Regions from separate parts of the Homo sapiens genome. Here region 1 is linked to region 2. A link is a contact called in ENCODE Hi-C or POLR2A ChIA-PET data. All regions are on one chromosome and are shown on one strand. Each heading gives the region's core, a stretch centred on a gene start or an enhancer-like site at or near the end of the contact. The rest is flanking DNA. Distances are from core to core; before and after follow the strand shown.

Region 1 (7,401 bases), core at 1,307-3,806, 500 kb before region 2:
CAAGTAACTGAGACTCCAGGTGAGCGCCACCATGCCCAACTAATTTTTTTGTATTTTTTGGTAGAGACGGGGTTTTGCCATGTTGCCCAGGCTGGTCTCAAACTCCTGAGCTCAAGCAATCCTCCAATCTCAGTCTCCCAAAGTGCGAGCCACTGTGTCTGGCCATCAACTTGTAATCTTGGAGATATGACTATTCAAGTACTTTTTTTTTTTTTTTGAGACAGGGTCTCACTCTGTTGCCCAGGCTGGAGTGCGGTGGCGCACTTGTAGCTCACTGCAGCCTTGATCTCCCACCTCAGCCTCCCAAGTAGCTGGGACTACAGGCATGTACCACTACACTCAGCTAATTTTTTTTTTTTTTTTTTTTTTTTTTGTGGAGTCGAGGGTCTCACAATGTTGCCCAGGCTGGTCTCAAATTCCTAGGTTCAAGCAATCCTCCTTCGCTTTTTTTTTTTTTTTTTTTTTGAGACAGATTCTTACTCTGTCACCCAGGCTGGAGCGCAGTGGCACGATCTCGGCTCACTGCAACCTCCACCTCCTGGGCTCAAGCAATTCTCCTGCCTCAGCCTCCCGAGTAGCTGGGATTACAGGCACCCACCACCACGCCCAGCTAATTTTTTGTATTTTTAGTAGAGATGGGCTTTCACTATGTTGTCTAGGCTGGTCAAGAACTCCTGACCTCAGGTGATCTGCCCACCTTGGCCTCCCAAACTACTGGGGTTATAGGCATGAGCCACCGCACCCAGCCCTTTGCCCATTTTTGAATTGAGTTGCTTGTGTTTTTTTGTTGAGTTGTAGAATTCTGATAGAACTGATAGTTACATGATTTACAAACATTTTCTCCCATTCTGTAGGTTGTCTTTTCACTTTCTTGATAGTGCCTTATATAACTTTTTATTTACTTTTATTTATTTATTTTTTTGAGCCAGGTTCTTGCTTTGTCACCCAGGCTGGAGTACAGTGGAACAGTCATAGCTCACTGCAACCTCAAACTCCTGGGCTCAAGTGATCCCCTCACTCAGCCCCCCAAGTAGCTGGGACTAGAGATGCACGCCACCACATCCAGCTAATTTTTCAAAATTTTTTTGTAGAGATGAGGTCTCACTATGTTGCCCAGGCTGGTCTTGAGCCCAGCTTGAGCGCAAGCCATCCTCCTGCCTTGGCCTCCCAAGGTGCTAGGATTACAGGCGTGAGCCACCATGCCCAGCCAATAGTGTCCTTTGATGCACAAGAGTGTTTACTTCTGATGAGGTCCACTTTGTCTATTTTGTTGTTGCTGCTGTGCTTTTGGTATTGTATTTAAGAAACCATTGCCTAATCCAAGCTCCAAAAGATTTGCACCTGTTAATTCCTTCTAAGAGTCTAATAGTTTTAGGTCTTTCATTTAGGTCTATGAGCCATTTGAGTTCATTTTTATATAAGGTTGCATGTGGATATCCAGTTGTCCCAGTACCGTTTGTTGAAAAGGTGTCTTTTTTTTTTTTAAAGCGTCTTTAAAAAAAAAAGTCTAAGTCTTAACTGCCAACAGATCACCTTAAAAACTGCTGAAGGACGGGCACAGTGGCTCACGCCTGTAATCCCAGCACTTTGGGAGGCTGAGGTGGGCGGGTCACCTGAGGTCAGAAGTTTGAAACCAGCCTGGCCAACATGGTGAAACCCCGTCTCTACTAAAAATACAAAAATTAGCTGGGTGTGGTGGCGCACACCTGTAATCCCCAGCTACTTAGGAGTCTGAGGCACGAGAATCACCTGAACCCGGGAAGCAGCGGTTGCAGCGAGCAGAGATCGCACCATTGCACTCCATTGCACTCCAGCCTGGGTGACAGAGTGAGACTCTGTCTCAAAAAAAAGCGAAACAACCAAAAACACTGTTGAAAATGTGGTGTTTTCAGACAGTGTGCTCAGAGGTCGTGGCCACTCCCAGTACACACCCACCCCCAGCTGTCCTTCTTGTTATTATTAAGAAAGAGCGCCGCTGTGCAGTTAGCACTGTTAAAACTGCTGCCTTCACTGAGCTTACACCAGGCTAGGCTAGGACTGGGAAAATTGAAGCTCTAGGTCGGCCAGTGTACAACCAGGACTCCTGGCCAGAACATACAATGCCTGAGGGCTGAGGGCCACGGGGCTGGAGAGGAGCTCTTCTGTACCGGGGGGGGTTGGAGGGGGTTAATCCTTCCCCCAACCTTCTGCAGGTGCAGCTCAGCTTTCCCTGCCATGAGAGCAGGGCGCCCCTGCATCCGCCTGCTAGGGGTGCGGTGAGACACAATATGTAAGGAGCCCTGGTCAGGGCCCTCATCCTGGCTACTCCTCCTGGCTACTCTATTTATTTATTTATTTATTTATTTATTTCTGCATATGAAAGCCAGGTCACAGCTACTCTTTAACTGTGCAGAAGGTCAGCTGGTGGTCCAGGTCCAGACGCGCCCAGGAGCTTCCTTCAGCCGCCAGGGGGCGCAGTGGGGCTGCCCCAAGACCCTGGGCCTCCGTGGCCTCCCCTAGCTGCTGGCTCTGCACGCTGCCTGGCTGGGCTGGCTGCCATCCCAGCCCTTCCTTCTCTCCAGCCCCAGCTGGCTGGCGCAGGTTTACTGTTGCAAGTGGACTGTACCCTGTGGCTCACAGGGACTCAGAGCCAGAGTGAAGCCAGCCCAGAGCTCTGGGCAAAGCTCGGTGAGATGAATGGAGCTGTCACTGGATAAAGGGAGATTCCCGGACAGCACATCCTTGTCAACACTCTCTCCTGTGTCACCGCAGATGCTGGGACGAGGCACAGCAGAGGCCATGGGACCTGGTCAAAGCGAGACTTCTTCCTTGGCCCATTTTGATTTCTTTTTTGTTGTCGTCGTTGAGACAGAGTCTAGCTTTGTCGCCCAGGCTGGAGTGCAGTGGCGTGATCTCAGCACACTGCAACCTTTACATCCTGGATTCAAGTGATTCTCCTGCCTCAGCCTCCCGAGTAGCTGGGATTACAGGTGCCTGCCATCATGCCCAGCTAATTTTTGTATTTTTAGTAGAGACGGGGTTTCACCATGTTGGCCAGGCTGGTCTCGAACTCCTGACTTCAGGTGATCCACTCGCCTTGGCCTCCCAAAGTGCTGGGATTACAGGCATGAGCCACTGCGCCCGGCCTCCCACTTTGATTTCTGAACCTTTTGGGTAACATCTCCTTCCCTCACATTTCTTGTGTGTTGAGGTCTTTTGTTCAGGCTTTCAGTGGATGAAAGGACAGAGGAGGAAACAGCTGTGGGAAGAGCAGCTGCTGTGCCTCCCTGCCTCTCTGCTTGGCCACAGCTCCCCTCCCTCTCTGGCTGCCCTAGCACTGAACTCTGATCTTCAGCAGTGAGACCTAGTACCTGCCTCCGCCTCACTGGGAAGCAAAGCCGCAGAGCAGGTGCAGCTGTGTGTGGCATGGCCAGCCACAAGCCAGAAAAACCAGCAAACCAGGGCCGGGAACAATACTTCCTGGGACCAGCCCCGGGGACCACTTTGGAAATGAGCATGGCAGAGGCAGCCACAGGGTGAGTACCCAAGTTCACGTGCACCTGCTTTAAAGGGAACCAGTGGGTTCTATGCCAAGTGCTCATATGGAGGGCATCTGTGGTCAGGCTGCAACTTCAGGGGAGAATTTCCACAGGTGTCCTGCACTGATTTCTGTCATTCCAAGTGACAGCACCTGTTTGAGGGAGTGCTCTAGGGCCATTCGGGGAGAATCAGTGACTCCACACAAGGCAGGGGCCCTGGGTGCCTGGTCTGGGGAAGGGCAGCCCGAGGCGGGGTCGGGAGTGATCAGATCCTTGGGTCTCTCCTCTTGGTCATCTTGGTCACACTTTTTCCCTGTTTTTATGGAATGTTGGGCCTCATCTCATCCACCAACATCAAAGCCAGCCAGCCAGCCAGCCAACCTCCATAGGAAATGGGCTGCAGTATTTGGCATAAAGAGCCTGCAGTGTTAAAAGACCCTTGTAAGTCTCTAGCCAACACCTTCCTAAGGCCTAGACACTGCAGAAATAATGCCTCATACTAGAGAAATATGACTTCCAGAGTAGAAACAGGGACAATTGCTGAAAAAACAAAGGCTTGACCAATCCTACTCTGCCCTAAGGGGAAGCTATGTGTTGGGGGTCTCTCACAGTAGGCGGTGGCCCCCTCCTCCTGAAAGAAGGCCACTCTCAGCTTACTTCACCAATAAACAGAGATGATGTCTCCACACTAATGTCACCCCAATTCAAATGACCTGGAAGTATAGAGACCTAGGGCCGGGCACGGTGGCTCACATCTGTAATCCTAGCACTTTGGGAGGCCAAGGCTCATTTGAGGTCAGGAGTTTGAGACCAGCCTGGCCAACATGATGAAACCCTGTCTCAACTAAACAACAACAACAACAACAAAATGAAGGCTAGACACAGTGGCTCACGTCTATAATCCCAGCTCTTTGGGAGGCTGAGTTGGGCGGATCACTTGAGGTCAGGAGTTCGAGACCAGCCTGGCCAACATGGTGAAACCCCATCTCTACTAAAAATACAAAAAAATTAGCTGGGCGTGGTGGCAGGCACCTATGATTTCAGCTATTCAGGAGGCTGAGACATGAGAATCACTTGAACCCAGGAGGCGGAGGTTGCAGTGAACCGAGATGACACCACAGCACTCCAGCCTGGGCAAAAGAGTGAGACTTTGTCTGCAAAGAAAAAAAAAATTACCCGGATGTGGTGGCGGGCGCTTGTAGTTCCAGCTGCTTGGGAAGCTGAGGCAGGAGAATCACTTGAACCCGGGAGGTGGAGGTTGCAGTGAGTTGAGATCGTGCCACTGCACTCCAGCCTGGGTGACAAAGCAAGACTCCATCTCAAAAAAAAAAAAAAGTATAGAGACTTAGAAATTCACTGCTGACCTCAAATGTGTGAGTCCCCCAAAAAGTATGCCCTGGCCTGCCTGGGTGTCCTTTGTCCTAACTGATCCCTGCAAAATAGCAGTGACAGCCTACTTATTAAATCTTGCCTGTACCTAAGTCCCACTCACATGGCAGGGTGGGGACTGGGGCTCCTCAGGGTTATTGTCACACGAGGTTCGGAGAGCAAAGTCCCTCAGGAACTATACACAGTGATGTGTCGTCAGACAGCACTTGAGACCTTGGGATGTAGCTCTTGCCAAAAACATGGTCACACACGAGCCAGGGGCAGAGGAGCTGCATTTATCAAACCAGCAGTGATGCTGGAAATCTATGTAGATGCTGGCATAAGCAGGCTCCCCACTTTGGTTCTCTTTTCTTCATAAGGGCTTTCTTTCTTTCTTTTTTTTTCCTGGACACCATAAGAAAACATCCCTAGGATGACAAGAATAACAAAAGTGTGCCAGATACAAAGCCTGTGAAGTGTTACGTTTGGGTTCCAAGCCATGTTTCTGCCTCCTTTGAGATGGTGGATGGAAGCTTACATTTCACTTGTCTCTAATTGCCTCCTTCCTGGAAAGGAGGGAAGATACAGCAGGTGACTGGGAAGGACGCAGAGGGAAAGGTGCAGAGAGCTTCCTGGGCTCTGCTATGCTTCCCAAGTCCCTGGGGCTAGTTTGATCCAAAGGCGAAAACAACAGCAAAGCCGTGCCCACGTGCTCGTCTGCTCCCCGGGGGGACCTGGGTTGGTGGACCTCGTCTGCTCCCCGGGGGGAGCCAGGTTGGTGGATCTGGGCTGATGGCGGCGCAGTGTCGGAAGAGGGCGTGGGTTTGGGGTCCAGTTGGTTCAGCATCTTTCATCTGCTGAACCTACAGCAGTGACCAATTCAAGGAAGTTTAAACCAAAAAGGACGTGGCTTCAGGCACGGCTGGGTCCAGAGACTGAGACGATGACATCAGGACTCAGCCTCAATCCATCTCTCCGCTTGGTGGCCCCAGCACCTCTGTAGGTTCAGCTCAGCACCCCTAGCTTCTTTCTCTCAATTGTTTCAGCAAAAACCCTAAGCCTGACTCTCATTGGCTCAAAATGGGTTACATGTGTATCCTTGAACCAATCACTATCGCCAAGGGAGATGGAATCACTGATTGATTAGGCCTGGGTCACATGGTCACCCTTAGATTCTGGAGATAGCTCAGCCTCGCCCAACAGAATGGACTGAGACTGGGAGGGGGGTGTTTCCCACCAGAAGAATGGGGCGCTGTGACTAGAGAAAGGGTGAATGCATGATGAGCAAAAACATCAATGCTCACTCTCTCAGAGCACTGATTCCTGCCACCGCTGGCTGTGTGGCTTTGGCCAGGTCACTTAACTTCTCTGAGCCTCAGCTGGAAACACAACTTGGTTCAGTCTTAATGGTTCCTTTCTTTGTAAAAACAGGAGAGGCTGGAGGTGTCCTGGGGTTCCTACTGTATCTGGAGGTTTCGTTAGAGTAGATTACAAGGTGACTTATTAAGAACTCAATTGCCTTGGCCCTTAGAAACAGAGGCTGTTCCTGGCAAACAATTATTTTGGCAAAGGTAAACCTTTTGGGATTCACTTTCCTTACCTCTCCTTCAGAGCTCTCAGCAAAGGGAAGGGGGACGTGGAGCTCCTAGGAGGAGCAGCACCAGTTCAAGGGCACAGACAGGAGCAGGCTGAGGTCCTGGCCAGTCTTTGTTTGTGTTGGAGCCATACGTTCTCCCCCTGGGGCCTCAGAGCAGTCGATGCTGAGTGCAGATGGGAGCTGGCACTGCCATCTGGCCCTGTGTTCTTGCTGTGTAGACCTGAGCAAAGGGGTCTGGACATATTTTTGTATCATCTGGTCAAGGTAGCATGTTGATTTCAGGAAACATCCACAGCTGGCCCTAAGCACAGCTTGAGAGGAAGCCACTTTCCCCTGCAGCCCTGGGTGAGCTCCCGGACACTCCCTGTGTGCAGCTGTTATCTGGCCTATTTATGGGTAGCCTTCCTCCGCCATGTCTCCACCAGTGACCAGGGAGGCGGGGAGATGACCCATCGCTCCTGATTCCCCGTGACTCTGAGCTGGTTTGCCTCAAGCTATGCATAAAGCCCCAGATCCCTCCAACCACTGCTTTTTCTTCCTGAGAACATTTGCAGGAGGGTGTCTTTGTTGTTATGCTTCTCACGGTTTCCTACCCATATTTATACTCAAAGTTGGCCAGGCGCAGTGGGTAATCCCAGCACTTTGGGAGGTCAAGGTAGGGGGGATCACTTGAGGCCAGGAGTTCAAGACCAGCCTGGCCAATATGGGGAAACTCTGTCTCTACTAAAAATACAAAACTTAGCCAGGCGTGGTGGCAGGTGCCTGTAATCCCAGCTACTCAGGAGGTGGAAGCAGGAAAATCACTTGAACCTGGGAGATGGAGGTTGAAGTGAGCTGAGACCACGTCACTGCATTCCAGCCTGGGTGACAGAGGGAAACTCTGTCTCAAAAAAAAAAAAGAGAGGGAGAGAGAGACAG
Region 2 (6,687 bases), core at 1,844-4,343:
TTTCTTTCATTTTTCTCTCATTCCATTTCTGCCTTAACTTTAGTTTGTTCACAGGGAGGCAAAGCTGACATGAACCTTTTGTCGTGGGACTTCAGGCCACATTGGCTTGAAGGCATTCGTTTCCTTCTGGGGTGGGGACAGGCCCTCATGGCAGGCTTGTTCCCGTGGCTCTGAGCGAGGCCTCTTCCTGCTGGGCTCCCAGACTCCTGCATCCAGGCCCCCACCTTCTCGGCTTCTGGTTTTTCTTTCTTTTTGGTAGAACACAACATCTACCATTCAGTTAAACCTTCTTTATCTCCTCCTTTGGCATCCATTTTTCCAAAGAAGAGTCGAGTCCTCTGAGGTCTGTGCTTGAAAGCCGTCCGAAGGCATTCTTGTTAGCTTTGCTTTTCTCCCCATATCCCAAGGCGAAGCGCTGAGATTCTTCCATCTAAAAAACCCTCGACCCGAAACCCTCACCAGATAAACTACAGTTTGTTTAGGAGGCCCTGACCTTCATGGTGTCTTTGAAGCCCAACCACTCGGTTTCCTTCGGATTTTCCTCCCTTTGTTCGGGGTTTGGTTTGGCTCCTCTGTGTGTGTCCGTATCTTGTTCGGTGTCCTCGAGGTTGAGCTTCACTCCACTGCGGCAGAGGCAGCGTGCACACTCGGATTTGCTACGTTTCTATATATCTTGAAGCTAAATGTATATATGAGTAGTTTGCCATGAGATAACACAGTGTAAACAGTAGACACCCAGAAATCGTGACTTCTGTGTTCTCTCCATTTGAGTATTTTGTAATTTTTTTGAAATATTTGTGGACATAAATAAAACCAAGCTACACTACAACCCTTGGGTGTCTCCCGTGCACTGTCTCATTCCTGGAGAGTGGGCGGGGATCCTGGCTGTTACCCCAGGTGGGGAAGGGACAGAGGGAGAGTCGGCTGTTCCCTGCTGCTCGGGACCCTGTTTGCATCCCAGAGTGGCTTCCAGAAACATCCTCTGTCTGGGAAGAGGCTTTCCCTGGTGAGGGTGCTGTCTTTCTTTGGAGGCTCCCCAAGCAGCGGGATGGGCCCTAAGCAGGCACTGGCATTGGGACTAAGAGCATCTTCCCCCACCCCTTGCCATTCACCCCACACCTCTAATCCGTGGGCGTTACCAGCATGTATGGGCATGTGGCACCCTGCCTGCTCAGGAGACACATCGGAACCACCCCATCCTAGCGGCCTCCTGCCTGGCCCCCATCTGCCTCCCCGTGGCCTACCAGTGCCCCCACACCCCACCCCCAGCCACCCAGCTCTAGAGCTGCACTCCAGGTGGAGGATGCATCCCAGGCCTAAGGGGCTCTAACCCTCCAAAGGGGCTGCAGGCAGCCTGCAGGGTGTGGACATGGCCACAGGGGGGCAGGCGTTGGAATTGCGCTGTGGCTTCAGAACCTGTTGAGGGCATTTTCCTGGAGCCTCAGGATTGTCCCCGGAAATGTGTGTCCACCCTTTGTCATCTGGGATAGGGCCATCAGTTTCTAGGTGTTTGCAGACATGGGGCAAGAGCAGCCCAGAAAGCTGACTGTTGGTAAACTGTCCTCAAACCAGGCAGGGTCCGCCACGTGGTAAAGACTTGGGGAGCAGCAGGCACCAGGCACTGCCTCGCTCAGGACCTGAGAAAGCTTCGCCATGCAAAGACCCGAGTGGCGCACACGATGACGGCCCTTGAGGCGAACAGCAGGGGTCCTGCTCAGCAGCGTGGCTGACCAGGGCACAGGGATGGGCCCGCAGGCTGGCCACAGGAGCCCCAGGTGGCTCTCAGTCCAGGTCTTGGGTGAGAGGATGGCACTGGGGTGGCTGGGAGAGGCTGGAATCCAGGCGCTGTCTTGGTGGGTCTCCGGGACTGTGCCCCTTAGGAAGCTGCAGGGTTTAACAGGTACAGGTCTGTGAAGTGTAGATTTCAGTGTGGTTAAATGGTTGGATCCAAGCGTCTTGAGGAGATAGTAGGTTCATGCTACAACAAGGCCTCATCAGAGCTGGGCAGCTTCTCAGGCATGAACAGCTGTGGCCATTGTCACCACTCTGCCACGCACCCATGTGAGGAAGAGGGCCGGGAATGCTAACCAGACATCTGCTGGGTGGACGGGGCGGAGGGAAATGGTGCTGTCCTCCAGCAGCACCCCAAAGCCAGGCCCTCGCCTCTTGCTGCCCCAACGACGTCCCACGTGCCCTCTGCCCCTTTGTTCCTGGAAACGCATCCTCAGCTTGAGCATGGTGGCTCAGCAGCCCCGCTGGTTCCACTGCAGGTGGGCTAGGAAGATGGCACTTTGCAGGGCATGGTGTAAGTCCCAGGGCCTCAGCACAGTGTAGGTGTGCAGCTGGGTGTGTGGCTGCATTGTTGATAATTGTCCATGGTAAGTCTAGGGAGGGAGAGACCTCACTTAAGCCTCACCTGGGTAAGTCAAGATCACGCATCTGAAGGGCAAGGATGCACCGTGGAGAGATCAGCGGTGGCCTCCCACACACACACGAGATTGCAAGCTTCCAGGCCCTCAAAAATCAGCACTGGTGAGCTATACAATTGTGGATGTGATCAGCTGATGAGTGGTGGCGGGGGGCGGGGGGGGGGGGGGTCAGGGCCAGAGCCCTTCTGTGTGGAAGCTGAGATGTGGGGAGCCGTCATCTGAGCTAAGAGCCCTCACTAGCCCCAGCCTGACCACATGGTGAGACCCAGGGCAGTGTGACTGGGCACCAGCACAGACTTCAGTGACCACCATCAGCCTCACCTGACCAGCCCAGAAGGCTTGGGTACATATCTGAACTCAGAGCTTTGAAATCAGAACCAGCTACCCAGATACTGGGGATGAAGCTGCCAGGCCCCAAAACCAGTGGAAAAGTCTGTCCTGCACTGGACCCCTGGGGCCCTTCCTGCTGCCCAATGGAGACCGAGGAACAGCGGGGTCCTTGGCCTCCCTACCTCCTCCTAAGGAGGATCTGCCAGATGAGCCAGCCAAGGGATGCAGCCGCACATTTGGCCATCCGGTTGGACTGATACGGGCTGCAGGATAAAGCAAGCCCTTTCTGGTTCATAAGGTTCCCGGACCTCCCGTTAGAAGGCGGGGCCTGGCTGGAGCTGGCATCCATCGTGGATCCCCAGGGGGCCAGGAACAGCCTCCTGCTCAGCCCCTGATGAGCTCCAGCTGCAGATGCCTCACCCGGTCCTCTCGGAGGCGGCATTGTCGGCCTTTGACAGTCTCGGTATCTGAGGTCCTTTACCTGAATCCCCACTGGGTTCCTAGCTGCCCTGGAATCCTTGGCAACTCAAGTTCTGGGACCTGGTTCTCTGCTTCTCCAACTCAAGGTGGCTTCTCTAGTGGCTGTCTTTGTCAAGAGTGGTCATTGTTCCCTTTTGACACCTCAGGGACCCAGGCTGCAGAAGTCCCCCTGTATCTCCCACAGCCCAGTTCTGTGTATGCACAGGCACCCGGGCCCCTTCTTAATGAACCAAGTTTGTGGAAGGCACTTGCTCTGCAGATATTGGAGGGATGGATGGATGGGTGGATGGACCCTGCTGGATGGATGGATGGATGGATGGATGGATGGACGGACGGACGGATGGACGGACGGACGGGCCCTGCAGGGCAAGGTTCCTTGCTGCCAGTCCAGATGTGCTATTGGAAAGTGGGTGTGAAGGACCAGATAGAAGGACCTTTTGGGTTGACTTCGGAAGGCTTCCCAGGGACGCCTCTGCTGGGCACCTGGAGACCCTCCCTTCACATTCTCTTGACTGTGCCTGCCGTGTGGGCCCTGCAGTCCCTCTGACTCCAACCCTGGTTGACACCATCGTAGAAGTGGGGAATGGGGCTTGGGGGATCAGCTTCTGATGAACCCCTAGGGTTTGAGTATCCATTGGAGCAAATTAAAAACAGGCTTTTAGAGCACCTTTTAGTTGTCCCAGAGAGGATTCCTGAGGCCATTTCTTGCCTATCCCACTGTTTTCTGGGCATGTGACCACCCAGTCCCCCCCACCCCCCAATCCCCTTGGACCCTGCTGCTGGGCAGCCGTCGAACAGAGTCCATCCCCATCCTGGCCACCAGGTGGCAGTCGTTACAAGGCCCAGGTGCTTGCCCTGGGCCCGCGGCTGCCACAAGACCTGCAGCTCTGGTGTAGGGGCAAGTCAAGGCCCCCGGCGATGGTGGGGAAGGCTGGAGGGTTTGACAGCGAGCATTGTGTAAGAGATCCGACGTTTCCTCGAGGCAGGCGGCCGGACAGGCGGGTCAGAGATCAGGCAACTGGACAGGCCTCAGCAGAGCGGGTTGTGGAGATGGCTGGGAAGAGGGGGCTGAGTGTGGGCAGGTGAGGCTGATGGCTGTGGGCAGGCAGGGCGGGCACGGCTGTGAGAATGAGGGCAAAGGCCTTGTCTAGAGAACAGGAGGTTTCTTCTGTTCTCCGCTGCATCCCCCAAGGCTTGGGAGGTACCCGGTAGGAACTCAATGTTCCTTGTGTGGAAGAGAATCCCAGGATGGCATCAGCAGCGGATGACTTCCAAGAATCATGACTCCCATAACTAACCGCGCCCCCACTCCCCGACAAGCCCCCTGAGCAGCTGCTGGGGGTCCTTGTGTGCCACAAAAGTACCCACCCCCAGTTCCAGACACCTGCTCCTTCCCTCTACGGATGCCCTCCACCCGCTCCCCGCTGAGGATGATACGTCACGCCCCACGCACCCGAGTGGATTCTGCAGACACACTCTGAGCAGGTGCAGGGAGGGCCAGGACCTCCCGACTGCGGGGGGGCCAGGCAATTGTCAGTTCTTGCATATTCCAGGGAAATCATCCCTGTTCCCCCAGAAACCTGTAGCCCAGCCTGGTGAGTGTAGGAATGCCACCTTACCGGGTCCCGGTTCCCGGTTCTCCAGGGAATGCCACCTTACCCTGTCCCGGTTCCCCAGGGAATGGTCCAGGGTTAGCCCAACAGCCTAGGGAGGAAGAAACACAAAACCCAGGGAGGCGATGACCTCTAGGGCAATTCCTTTGATGACGTTCAGTTTCCATGCTAAGTGCTGTGGGCAGTGCTCGATGGCTGTTAGGTGTGTTTCGTTTCTGAGTGGCATCAAGGAATGGGAGCCACTTTCCAAGTTTGCTGACAGGAAAGTCAGGAGTGGCTTCAGATCTTGGTGATGTGGTTTTTGTTTTGAGTGGCCTGAGAAGCATGAGTCTCACAGAGCGCTGATCGATAAAGCAAGAGGCCTTCTCCCGCTGTCCCCTCGCCTCTGAATAGGATGAGAAGCTCCCTCCAAGCTGAGCTCCCTGGGGAGCGAGCCCTGGGGAGCGAGAAGGCCTCCCTGCAGCAGCACAGTGTTCAGGAGACAGACGGGCAGGAAGCTGCCCGCCCTCAGGGGCTTGGCCGGCTCACAGCGCTCCTAAGGCACTCAGCGGCATGAGGCTGGACTCAGACTCCCCGGGCTCAAACTCCACCCTGTTGTGACGTGGGCCAGGTACTGGGTGTGCTTGCCTCAGGATCCAGATCTGTCAAATGGGGGAATGATACCTCTTTCCCAGCAAGGTCGGAGAATGGATTAAGATTCATTCACACGTGGCCTCGTGTGTAGTGAGGACTTCACAAACAGCAAGCAGCGGTGACTACCCTCATCATCACAGCTTGATTCTTTTTTTTTTTTTTTTTTTGAGACAGAGTCTCGCTCTGTCACCCAGGCTGGAGTGCAGTGGTGCAATCTCAGCCCACTGCAACCTCTGCCGCCCAGGTTCAAGCGATTCTCCTGCCTCAGCCTCCCAAGTAGCTGGGACTACAGGCGCCCACCACCATGCCCAGCTAATTTTTTGTATTTTTAGTAGAGACAGGGTTTCACCGTGTTAGCCAGGATGGTCTCAATCTCCTGGCCTCGTGATCCACCCGCCTCGGCCTCCCAAAGTGCTGGGATTACAGGCGTGAGCCACTGCGCCCGGCCCACAGCTTGATTTTTAAGTAGAGAGAAATCCTCTCTGAGATGTGAAAGTCAAACGAATGTGGCTCTCAGTGAGTCCTAGGCCTCGTGGTTTGGAGCTGGTGGCTGCTCCCACTGCCATCTGCTAGGAATAGACCTGGAAGTCAAGGGCAGCTTTTCGGACCCGGCCAGAGGGCAGTACTCCCACAGTTCGGGAGGCAGGGCAGGTTCTCAGAAAAGAGAGGCTGACAGGGACGATTCCCACGTGTAGAAGCAATCTGTGTTTTGTTAGAAAGTTCTAGGAAGAGGGCCTAAGATTTGACAAGCCAAGAGTAAGCGGGAAGCCCCTTATTCTTCATTTTGACCAGTTCTGGGCAAAGACAGCCCAGACCAGAGGACAGCCACCCAACACCACATTTTCTAGGAAGTCTGAAGCTCTTCCAAACAACATAAATGTGGGGAGGGTAAGTCTGCAGTTCCAGGAAAAGCATGGGACTAACAGGGCCTGAGTCTACAGAGGCTCAAAGGAGCGGTGTGACTTTGAAAAGCCACTAAACCTCTCTGTGCTTCAGCTACATGTGTATCAGGGACCGTGAGACCCGCTTCACTGAGCTCATGACCATGAAGGGTAAAGCAGCATCACATGAAAGCACAGGGAAAGAATCACTGGCTCCAAGCAGGGTGGACTGCACGGAGGAAGTGGCATTTCAGACAGGTCTACATGGATGAATCAGATATTGATGGGCAGAGAAGAGGTGGACTTGGCCTGCAGGAAGAT

Evidence for each region. A loop is a pair of places that touch in the nucleus more often than their neighbours do. ChIA-PET counts read pairs that join two places held with the same protein, here RNA polymerase II (POLR2A). Pooled maps may share reads with other maps.
Region 1: a loop to region 2 is called in a map of A673, with 3 times the contacts of the local background. The contact joins two enhancer-like sites. A Hi-C loop is called at or near these places in 1 of 168 maps with a recorded cell type or tissue (A673) and 6 of 50 pooled maps. POLR2A ChIA-PET finds 5 or more read pairs at or near these places in 3 of 52 experiments (H1, HEK293 and activated CD8-positive, alpha-beta memory T cell).

What each region holds. Positions count from the first base shown.
Region 1 is chr1:8,844,131-8,851,531 of GRCh38, reverse strand. No RefSeq gene overlaps it. Among named protein-coding and RNA genes, the nearest start is that of MIR6728, 19 kb to the left of the region's middle. Within about 2 kb of position 2,556, at least 16 of the 41 ENCODE cell types and tissues checked have a DNase peak (open chromatin) inside an H3K27ac peak, as active enhancers do.
Region 2 is chr1:8,346,546-8,353,232 of GRCh38, reverse strand. RERE (arginine-glutamic acid dipeptide repeats) reads left to right here. Exons shown (of 23, transcript NM_001042681.2): 23 at 1-829. Among named protein-coding and RNA genes, the nearest start is that of SLC45A1, 32 kb to the right of the region's middle. RefSeq lists an enhancer at 2,550-3,370. Within about 2 kb of position 3,093, at least 10 of the 41 ENCODE cell types and tissues checked have a DNase peak (open chromatin) inside an H3K27ac peak, as active enhancers do.